Regions from separate parts of the Homo sapiens genome. Here region 1 is linked to region 2. A link is an interaction called in ENCODE POLR2A ChIA-PET data of the cell type or tissue named here. Cell type or tissue: PC-9. All regions are shown on one strand. Each heading gives the region's core, and the rest is flanking DNA. Links, peaks and the distances in the headings are about the cores only.

Region 1 (5,394 bases), core at 156-5,155, 87 kb before region 2:
AGGATAAGCATTTGCAATTTAAAAGCTCCGAAATAAAGGAATCTCTAGTGATTTCACTGGAGATTGGAAGTAAATATTTAAAGAACAATTAACACTAAGTTTACATAATTTCTTACATAAAATAGAAGTACTGGACATTCTAGCTACTGAAGTAAGGCAAGTAAAATAAATAAAAGCCATAGAGATTGGAAAGAAGAAACAGAACTATTCTTGTTTGCAGATGACATCATTATCTTCACAGAACATCCCAAAATATTCTACAAACAACCCTACTAGAATTAATAAGTGAGTTCAGCAAGGTCGCAGGAAAAAGTGTCCACATAGAAAAATAAATTGCATGAACATGAACAAACAATAAATATGTGGGGAAAAATTAAAATATAATACCAATTATAATCATTTCAAAGAAAATTAATACTTTGGCATAAACATATCAAAACCTGTATAAGGTTTCTATTCTGAAAATTACAAAATTATGAAGAAGGAAATTAAAGCCACCTAAATAAGTGTAGATGTGTGCCATGTTCATGAATTGGAATATTAACATACTAAATATATCACTGATCCTAATGCAATCTACAGGGTTAATTAAGTCCCTGTTAAAATTCCAGGATACTTTTGTGTAGACTTAGATATAAAACAGTAAACACTATTTTGAATAAAAATAGAGTCAGAGAATTGCTCTACCCAGTATTAACGTCAATTCCTATCTAAACTTGCAATAATCAATATCAGTTGCTATCGGCAGGGGCCTAAGTTTCCACTATATGCAAAAATTTTCTCTAAATGGAACCCAGACTTAAATTCAAAGCTAACACTATCACACTTTCACAAAACAGAAATAGAAAAAAACTTCAGAATCTAGGGCTAAGCAGAGTTAATCAACTTGACACCAAAAGCGTTATCCATAAAAGAAAAGTTGATCAGTTGGACCTCATCAAAATTAAAAACTTTTGCTCTGTGAAACACTGTTGCAAACTACGTATCTGACAAAGGACTAGTATCTAGAATACATAAAGAACTCTCAAAACTCAGCAGTAAACAAAACACAACGAAACCAAACAAAAACCAATCCAATTAGAAAATTTTTAAATGACAGCTTTCACCAAAGAGGATATACAGATGGCAAATAAGCATGTGAAAAGATACTCAACATTATTAAACAACAGGGAAATGCAAATTAAAATAACCATTAGATGTTGCTGCATGCCCTTAAGAATGACTAAAATAAACACTGAAAGTATCAAACGCAGGCCAGGATGTAGAGAAAATGGGTCACTCATGTATATTGCTGGTGGGAATGTAAGATTTTATAGCTACCCTGAAAAGACTGTAAAACTTATAAAACTATCCAGGCAGCTTTGTAAAAGGAATACATGCTATCTTAGTATTATTTCTTACATCTGCCTTTAAATCTATGATTATCTCAAGAAAAAAGTTAATTAAAAAATATAAGTCCCATGTTACATGTCCACCTTTCTCCCTTCCCTATGGTAACACTCAGGCTGGGGAGAACCTGGGAAGAGTCTAGGTTCTGCTGACCACATTTATTTAATTGACTGGCCGCAACTTGCTGGATAGTTTCCAATTTGTATTTTTACCAGCCTCGAAAGCAATTTTTGAAAAACAGATGAGCAGATCCCTCCCATCTGCCCATCTGACCTATTAATACACAGTGTGAAGGCAGATCCTTTTCTTCTCCTACTTTTCCCTGCCTCAAATCTACTTTTTCCCACTTTCTGCTGACTGCTTTAGTGCTTTCCTGTCTTAGGCCAGCTAGTGTGCCTATAAAGAAATACCTGAGGCTGGGTAATTTATAAAGAAAAGAAGTTTATTTGTCTCACAGTTCTGCAGACTGTACAAGAAGAAGGGCACTGGCATCTGCCTCTGCTGCGGGCCTCAGGCTGCTTCCGAAGGGGAAGTGCAGCTGAAGTGTCCAGAGATCACAGGGTGGGAAAGAAAGCAAGAGGGAGGGGGTGGGGTGCCAGGCTCTTGTTAACAGCCAGCTCTCTCCAGTACTAATAGGCAAGAACTCACCCACCCCAAGAGAGTATTAATCCATTCACGAGGGATCCTCCCTCACGACCAAAATATCTCTCATTAGGCCACACCTCCAACACCGGGGATCCAATTTTAACATGAGATCTGGAGGGACAAACATCCAAACTGTAGCATTTTCTTAATGCCAGAGTCCTGGCTCTGCATACTGGGATCTTCTTAGGAAATCATCTCTCGTCTCTGCTTTCCATCATATTTCAAACTGGAAGGGACTTCTTTCCCTAGGAGAATGGGAATGATGATGTGTTATTTTTCTATTTTTCAGATTTGAGGCATTGAGCTCTTTCATAGGGTAGAATGTGTGTGGTTCTAACATTAGATCTTTGACTATAAGATATGCCAACTTCTGGAACATCTGCTGTGACCCATTTACTTCAATAAACCCAAACTCAGAGCACTTGGCCATCAGCCCTGATGGTATTCCCCATCTCACCTCCTCAGCCCGCCAAACTCCTCCCTTTCTCTCAAGGCGCATGCACTGTTCACCCTTATTTGGGGTCAGTTTGCCTGGTTCCTCCTCTCTGCTTTGTTCATGCAATTCCCCCTCCTGATACATCCTTAACTGCTTCCTTGTATGTGTGCATTTTCACCATTCAGCTTTAATGTTCTTTGTGCCATGAGGATTTTTACTAGTATTTCCTCTAAAATTCATAACATTAATCTATGCCTGTCTTGTGGCCTCCCTGCTCCCTTAGATATGGCATCTCTAATTTGTATTGAAATTATTCATATACAGTCTGACCTTTTCTGCCAAGTATCTCCAGTAAACTGGCAGAATGCCTAGTATACAGTATGAGCTCAATACATACCTGCTCACTGAATCATGACATGAATTCATTACAAAGAAAAAAAAATGTCCTTTGGAATAAGTGGTCCTAATTTTCAGATTGTAACAACGTACTAAAATGAAAAATACAATCTAAGTTTTCCTGCTTTTTGTTGAGTATTAAAGCACAGTGAATTTTATAAGAATGTATCGTATTATGTACTTTTAACTTTAAAAAACCTTGGACATCTCTCTAATGTGTTTAGTAAACTAATATGTATATATCATTATTATTAACTAAAATCCATACTTTATCCAGATTTCTGTATTTTTTTCTAATGTCTTTTTTCTAGTCCAAGATCTCATCCACATTACATTTAGACAGCATGTTTCTTTAGTCTATCTTTGGCTGTGACAGTTTCTCAGATCTTCCATGTCTTTGATGAACTTGGCATTTGTGGGGAGTATGGTCAGGTATTTTCTAGAATGTCCCTCCATTGGGATTTGTCTGATTTTTTCTCATGATTAGACTGGGATTAAGGATTATCAGAAGGAAGACCACAGAGATTAAGTGACATTCTCATGCCATAATTCCAAGGACACATACTATCAACATGATTTATTACTGTTGATGTTGGCCTTGATCAACTGGTTGAGATACAGTTTGTTAGGTTTCTTTTTTTTTTTAATGACCATTACCTTAAATATTGAGGACTTATTGAGTTTACAGATTGAAAATAATGTCTAAATATAAGACCTATTGGAGCACCTTATGTTGCTTTTAGATAATTATTCTGGGGAGGATAACTTCAAATTTCCAAGATTCTGTTCTTGCTTCTCTTCTTCTTTCATTCTTCCTACCTGTGGGCTAGTTCAGTTACAATTGCACCTTCCTCAGACACCACTGTGCAGGTGACTCCTCAATGTACAGCTCTAGCAAATGTCCATAGTTTCAAACCTATATTTTGAATATCATCAAATTGTCATTAGCACCTCAAATTTATCATGTCAAAAAATTGTACTTTTTATTTCTACACACACACATGCACACACATGTACACACACACACTTACACACACACATGCAGAGGGGCATATGCGGCTTCTCCTGTTTCCGTCACCTAATTCCATGGTCTCATTACCTACCTCATCGGTCTCTCTGAACACCTTGGTTCCCTTCTTAAGCCTTTCTAAACATAAATTTAAACAGCATATTAACCTACCTTTTAATCCTTTTAGAGAAAAAGAAATTTTTTGACTGATTAGAGATATAGCAAAAATAGTTCTGCCTTTGTAATTATGTTCAGACAACTTATACTAAAATATAGGAAAATTTGAATTAATTCATTTTTTCCATAAAGCTGTTTTATAAAGAATAGATTTTAAAATAAAATAGATTCCAAAAATTCCTTCATTTTAATTTTTTAAAACTTCCGTTGAAATCCATGCCATTCTGCCTTTTTTTTTTAATGCTACCTAAATATTATGACAGATGCTTAAGGAACTGAAGCATTCTTTTAACATTTATTTTCCTAAGTAAAACACTCTTAGAAAATAAATTTAAAAGCTCATTTCTCTTATTGTTAAAAAAAAACTAAGGTTTTTTTTTCTAAGTTAAACTTTTGTAAACATTTGAAGACATCAAAGTCACTGGCAAGTTTAGCTTAAACATGGAATATAAATTCTCCCCCTTAATATATCACGTGTGACATCACCCACCCCCACCCTGGCACATCCCATGAAAAGAGACCACAAAATATTCTAACTTCACATCTGAGTATGTGTGGATGCATTTCTTTCTTTCATAAGGAGATAAACATTCATGTTTAGATTGAGCACACCTAAGTTATTTAGCTTTTTTTTTAGTTGCTTGGACACAGTGTGTCAACATCCCCTCATCTTGCACAAATATTTGCCAGGGCACTTGCCACTCTGTTCCCCAGCCTCACCCTCCACTTAGTGCCTACTCATTCCTTGAATCTGGACTTAAAAGGAAGCCTCCATAACCTTCCAGACTGGATCAGGCCCCTCTGTTGAATGTTTTCATGACAAATCTGCACTTTTCCTTTGTGGGACTTTGTTGTTATAAGAGCTAGTGGGAATTGGATTTATGTCTGTCTTGTGCAGATGAAAAGCTGCACAGGGGCAGAAGCCATGTCTGTGTGTGTTCTTGATCCTAATCTCCATTGAACACTCATCCCACAAGTGGTGTTGGGCATCTGGTGATGCCAGGTGGTCTGTCAGGTCCTGAGGATGGAGAAATGAGAGAGAGACAGTCTGAGCAAAGAGGGCTACGTCAGTTCCCCTGGGTTTTGAATACAATGGAGACAGGGCACTGGACAGGTGTCAGGTGTCCCCAGGGTTGGTAAGAAAAGCCTCTGAGAAGGGAGGACTTATTTGAGCTGTCTTGAGAAAGGGGTCAACATTCAGGAGGCTGGAGGAAGGGGCTTCCAATGAGGTCAGGTAGAGAGGAGAGTTGAAATTGTCTGGTGCAATTGAGGTTCACACCTCCTTAGAAGCCCTCAATTCCCCACCCTGACCCTACCAGACACACAGTATAAAACAGTGACG
Region 2 (5,394 bases), core at 166-5,165:
GTTGGCTTTTTTTGTCAAAGGAGTATGGTTAGCAGTTGTGAGGCAGCTTAACATGTATATTAGGGTTGAAAGAGTAAGTAACTAAACAGTAGATTATAGGACTCAGTTTTATTATTGTCAGAGAATGAATTGGCAAATAAGCAACAGAGAAGAGCTTAAGTGAACACCATGGTGTTGGATTAGTCAGAAATATCAGTAAAAACTCATGTTTATTTTAATATCTGCATTTTAATATATAAATATTGCTTAATATACTTATAAGTATTCTCTATATAATAATATTGTAATATTATATACTTATTTGTTATTTATAATGCTTACATTTTGTATTGCTTATTGAATATTGTATTACACTGGAGATACTTCAATTTATGTAAACCTTCCTCATTCTTCTTCAGCAGCTGCTTAGTTTCACATCATGTTTGTATAATATGATACTTCATCAACCAATTAATGGGTTAATTACTGATATACACAATCTTATGGGTATCTTCAGGATAGAGTATAAAATATAGAGTCAAAACTTCAGTGTTTGCATATTTTAAACTTGGACAATCATTACCACATTCTCCTCTGAGAAAATCAGAGAGCTTTTCCCTTTCACTAATGGCTAGTGCTCACACTATTTCTCCCACTCTTGCAAAAACTGGATATTATGTCCACATCTATGTACCATTTTTGTTGTGATTGACAAAATTGAACTTCAACTAATCTGACTGATATGAAAAGGGATGCTGTTTTACTTTCTTATTTTTTAGTTTTCCTGAATGTGTCCAATTTGCACCATCTCTCCCACAGAGGACAAATAAAAAAATCTCGCATTACTTAAGAATTATTTCGTGGCGTGTGTCTCTCCAGACTTTTGTTATGGTGTCACTACTTGCAAGCTGTGAGTCTGTTTTGAGAACTCTCTCCATCTCTCCAAATAAAAACATATCAGAACAGTGATGGTGGTAATGTCATTTTATCTAAATATGAAGCTGGTACTTTTTGTGTTTTGCAAATAGTGCTGTTCCGTAAACTTTCCATCAAAGGAGATTTTAGAGAGAACGTATGGATCAACTTCTCCACAGTTCCTATGAACAACCCTTGATGGCGGTGTTACTTGCTTTAGTACCTCTGAATATAGATTTTTTGGCTGGATCAAAATTCGTTCTTCAGTCATAAACCTGAGAATTATATTTTTAAATATTTTTAAAATAAATCACCACAGAGTGTGCCCTATATTCTCTTAAGTCTTCCAATGTATTCTCTAATGTTTAGTCTCAGCTGGAGAACTGACCTTGTATTTTGGTTACTCAGAACATTAGTTTCCAATTTAGTTTAACTGAAAGTGCTATTGAAATGTTGAGTCAGTTCTTTACAGAAAAATCTTGTATATCTGTCTTTCCTCCTATTGCAGAACATGCATAACTAGTGGATATGTTAATGGAAATCCATCTGTTTTAGAGCTGATCTTAAGAGTTTAGGTTATTTTGTGTGTTATAAACTGTGAATATGAGTATACCAGCAGCATACAATGTAGCTGTAGTGGTATTTCAATGAATTTCACTTCCTTTTGAGTCTAGGCTGTTTGAAGTCTATATAAACTTATTTTCAAATATAACCTTTACCTAAAAAAGTAATAATAAAAATCGATTTTTGCATGTTAAAATTATTACTTTGATGACAAAAGACATATTCTTTCATGGTTTCAGCAATGAGAGGAAATGTAATGCTTATTTCAATATTTCACCTAAATATGTCTAGCTGTTAAACAACAACAACAAAACCTCCCTCATGAGAGGGGTTTCCTTTGAGAATCTCTGGTCTGGTTGACCTCTTGGATTCTGTATAAATCTAAGAGTCTATGAAAAGGTGTGTATGGAGCTATTTTCAAAGAATATTTTTCTTTGATTAATCATTTACTGATATATATCTTCAGTAGGAAAAAAAAGTGCACTCAGTGTTTTCCACGTTTCCCTAAGTCCTCTGCAGGTCTCAACAAAGCCACTAGGTAATGGCTGTGTTGACTGATAAATATCGCATCAGGACAAGCCAAGCCTCCCCACCCTGTGAACCAAGGCTGATGATGGGGATGAATTACTCAGAAACACACCACGGGGTTTAACAGTTCTTGGAATACTTTTCCCCTAGAAACACCGAGAGCAGGTGAAATAGTAGGGTGTGAAGTGTAGGTGGTGACTTAGCATTAAGTCATTCTCTTGTCAAGGTCCCCTCTGACTTTGAAGAGCACCTCTATGTTGCCCCTGCCTCTGGGTGTGCAGCCCTCTTCTCTAATGCTTCTCCACCTGGGACTGTTTCAGTGGGCTTGACAGAAATGAGGAGCAGGCTTTTTTCTGTTTGTTTTAGAGCACTGTTTATGGAAAAGGTTTGAAGTGAAAGAGACTGTTCTGTAGATGAATAGATTACAAGGTCCTTTACCTAGGGACTTGATGGGCTAGAGAAGAAAAATGCTTAAGCAACGAGTTGTCATATAGAGTAAACAATTAATACTCATACACACACTGTCATAAGAAAGAGGTTGAATAGTTAATGATGCCTGGAGAATATGAGGGCAGGAAGATCAGGAATATTTCTAAAATAGAATTGTCATTGGATTTGATTATTTTGGAATACGAATATTTTATTAGTACATGGGGAATAAAGGGGCACGCAGGCATCAATGAAAAATCAAAATTTAAAAAAAACTGAAAAGACTACTGGGAAAGTTGAGCTCTCAGTGTAGCTCTGGAATGAGGTTCCTGGAGGTGGGGCATTTTAGGCAGCTTCTAAGATGACTTGCAAAGATTCCTGCCTTCTGGTATTTTTGCCAGTGTGTAATTCTCTCCCCTGGAGTGTGCTGGCCTTGTGAGTTGCTTCCAGCCAACATAATATGGTAAAGCCATAGGATGTCACCTTGTCATTAGTTTATAAAACATGATGCTTCCATGTTGCTAACAAATTCTATTGCCTTCTCAGTTCCTTGCTTTGATGAAGCAAGCTGCCATGTTGGAGACAAATGACTGAGGACAATGTCCGGCCAACAAGCAGAAAGGAAATGAATCTACCACCAACTATGTGGACATGGAAGTGGATTCTTTTCCTGTTGAGCCTTCTGATGACTCCAGCTCAGCCGATGCCTTGATGCAGCTAGGTGAGAGACCTCCAGCTAGGTGACCAGCCATCCAGTTGGCCCTGGACTGAGGGAAGTGGCTGGGATGCAGGGCTTTCTATTGTCTAACTGATGCAGTTTCTAGAAACCCATCCCAGCATGCCTGGAAATGAATTTTTTGGGATGAAGTCTTTTTGGTGCTAAGACAGGGAAAATCCTGGGCAAATTCTGATGAGTTGTTCATCTTACGCAAGAGACCCAGGTAACCTGTGCCTGGATTCCTGATCCACCGAAATCATGAGCTAATACATATAGGCTGTTTTAGGCTGCTAATTCCTGTGGCAATTTGTTGCCGGCAATAGATAGGGAGATGGGAAGGGATTGGGCTGAATATAATAAACATATTAGAAATGCAACGGGTTTTGTTTTGTGTGACAGACCAGGGAGTTTAGATTATTCATGGGCAATAAAGTACGACCATGAGTTCTTTTTTTAAAGATTATTTTTGATTAACAAATCGTAACTACTTACACTTATGAAATGTAATGTGATGTTTTGATAGAAGTATACAATGTGGAAGGTTTAAATCAAGCTAATTAGCATAACCATCAGCTTGCTTGGATACCAAGAGTTCTGAGCATGAAGGTGCCAGGCTTGGTCACTGCTTTGCACAGTCTTCTCATCTAATACTAATTAAAATAGAAATTTAACAATAACCCATACTCTGAGTACTTAATATGTGCCAGTCTATGGACTCTGTCCTTACACACCTTATTAGATCTTCCTCAAATGTTCATTAAATTTTGTCTATATTTCAGAAATTGGAAAAATAAGGCTTGGAAATATTAAGGAATATGTCTGAGGTCATTCATTCAGTCAGTGGGGGGCATGATTTGAATGTTCCTCTGTGAACCATGATGAAGGAGATAGGAGAGTCAACTTTTAGGACTGATGCAATTTTCAGGTCTTGAGAAATGAACCAAATTTCCATGTGGCATGGTTACTCTAATTGTAGAGATTTCAAATGAAGATGACGTTTACCTTTTCTCCATTATTAGCTGATGTTCCAAAATATTTATGTCTTCACTTGAGGGAAGATAAAGAAGTCAGGGGATTAGTTGCCAAACTAGATGTAAAGCCACGTGCTTGCGCATCCTGCACAGAGGGTAACCAAGCATTTCCTTCTGGTAGTCCTGTGTGGTGGCACAGAGACAGGTGAGGGTTTCCTTCAGGAACACACACACCATTGTGCATCAAAGGAAGAGCAGATGTGGGTGAGAATGATAACAGTAGTATTAAAGGAGTTCAATTGTAGTTAATTCAAGAAAAAAGAAGTACACAAAACTGTAAATGAGAGAGAGAAGTAGAAATGGTTCGGGGGGAAGTTAAATAATTGTATAGATTACTGTGTGCAAATACATGTGAAAACCTCTATGTGACTTTAGGGAACTATAAACATTCAAATAACCCAAGAAGAGAGAAATAAAATGTAAATGACTCCACATCTTATAAATCTTAATGATTAATGATGGAGAAAAACTAAAAACACTCAGATAGTCTTCTATATAAGAATAAGAGCAGTTTCATGGGTGAATCTTATAAAAGAATAAACTTTATGTGAAGATATACTTATTTAAATTCCTCAGTAAAGTGATGATGTATTTTACCTCTTATATTAGTAATATTTAAGAAGTTTTATAATATTTAGTACTAATTTTTATCAAAATGTAGAAACTATTCCGAGTCAGCAACTCTACTTCTTTTAATTTTTCCTACAAATTTCATGCAAAAGTATGCACACTTAGGAAGTTTTGTCTGTAATAACAAAATACAATTAATGACCAGGTGATAATTGGTAATAGTGGAAGATAAATGATCTGTGAAATCTGTGAAAATCCATGGGGATATAAGAAACAATAAAATGTGTTGACATGAGCTGACATGGAAATAAATTGAGGGAATGTGACTAAATGTTTTTAAAGCAGACTATAGAATGAGTATCTGCAGTATGATTTTTTAAAAGTAGATAAAAAGGTAGAGAAAGCTAGATCAAGAGAGAGAAAGACACAGAGGTCAAGAGAGAAGAGTACAGAATTAAGAATAGAGAAGAAGATGGAAATTGGCATAGGGATAAAAGTAGGATATGGAAAGAGATAGAGACAGGGAAGATAGAGACAGAAGTAGAGCGTGAAATAGCTGGAGCTACCCATTGTGTATGTGCAAGGGAAACCTCTAGAGGCATGTACAGGAGCCTGCTCCTAATTTTTCTCTAGGGAACAAAACTGTGGATTTAATATCAG

The links. Peaks named below come from ENCODE experiments on the same cell type or tissue, not always from the same donor. Only the 100,000 strongest peaks of a DNase experiment are listed, where the experiment ranks them.
Region 1: POLR2A ChIA-PET joins it to region 2 with 7 read pairs; 2 of 35 experiments call an interaction of 5 or more read pairs at or near these places.

Annotation. Positions count from the first base shown.
Region 1 is chr7:46,255,422-46,260,815 of GRCh38, forward strand. No RefSeq gene overlaps it. Among named protein-coding and RNA genes, the nearest start is that of IGFBP3, 340 kb to the left of the region's middle. In PC-9, for the core only: no CTCF peak of the experiment used is centred there; a DNase peak (open chromatin) is centred at 2,840; H3K27ac peaks cover 748 bases.
Region 2 is chr7:46,342,674-46,348,067 of GRCh38, forward strand. No RefSeq gene overlaps it. Among named protein-coding and RNA genes, the nearest start is that of IGFBP3, 420 kb to the left of the region's middle. In PC-9, for the core only: no CTCF peak of the experiment used is centred there; no DNase peak of the experiment used is centred there; H3K27ac peaks cover 568 bases.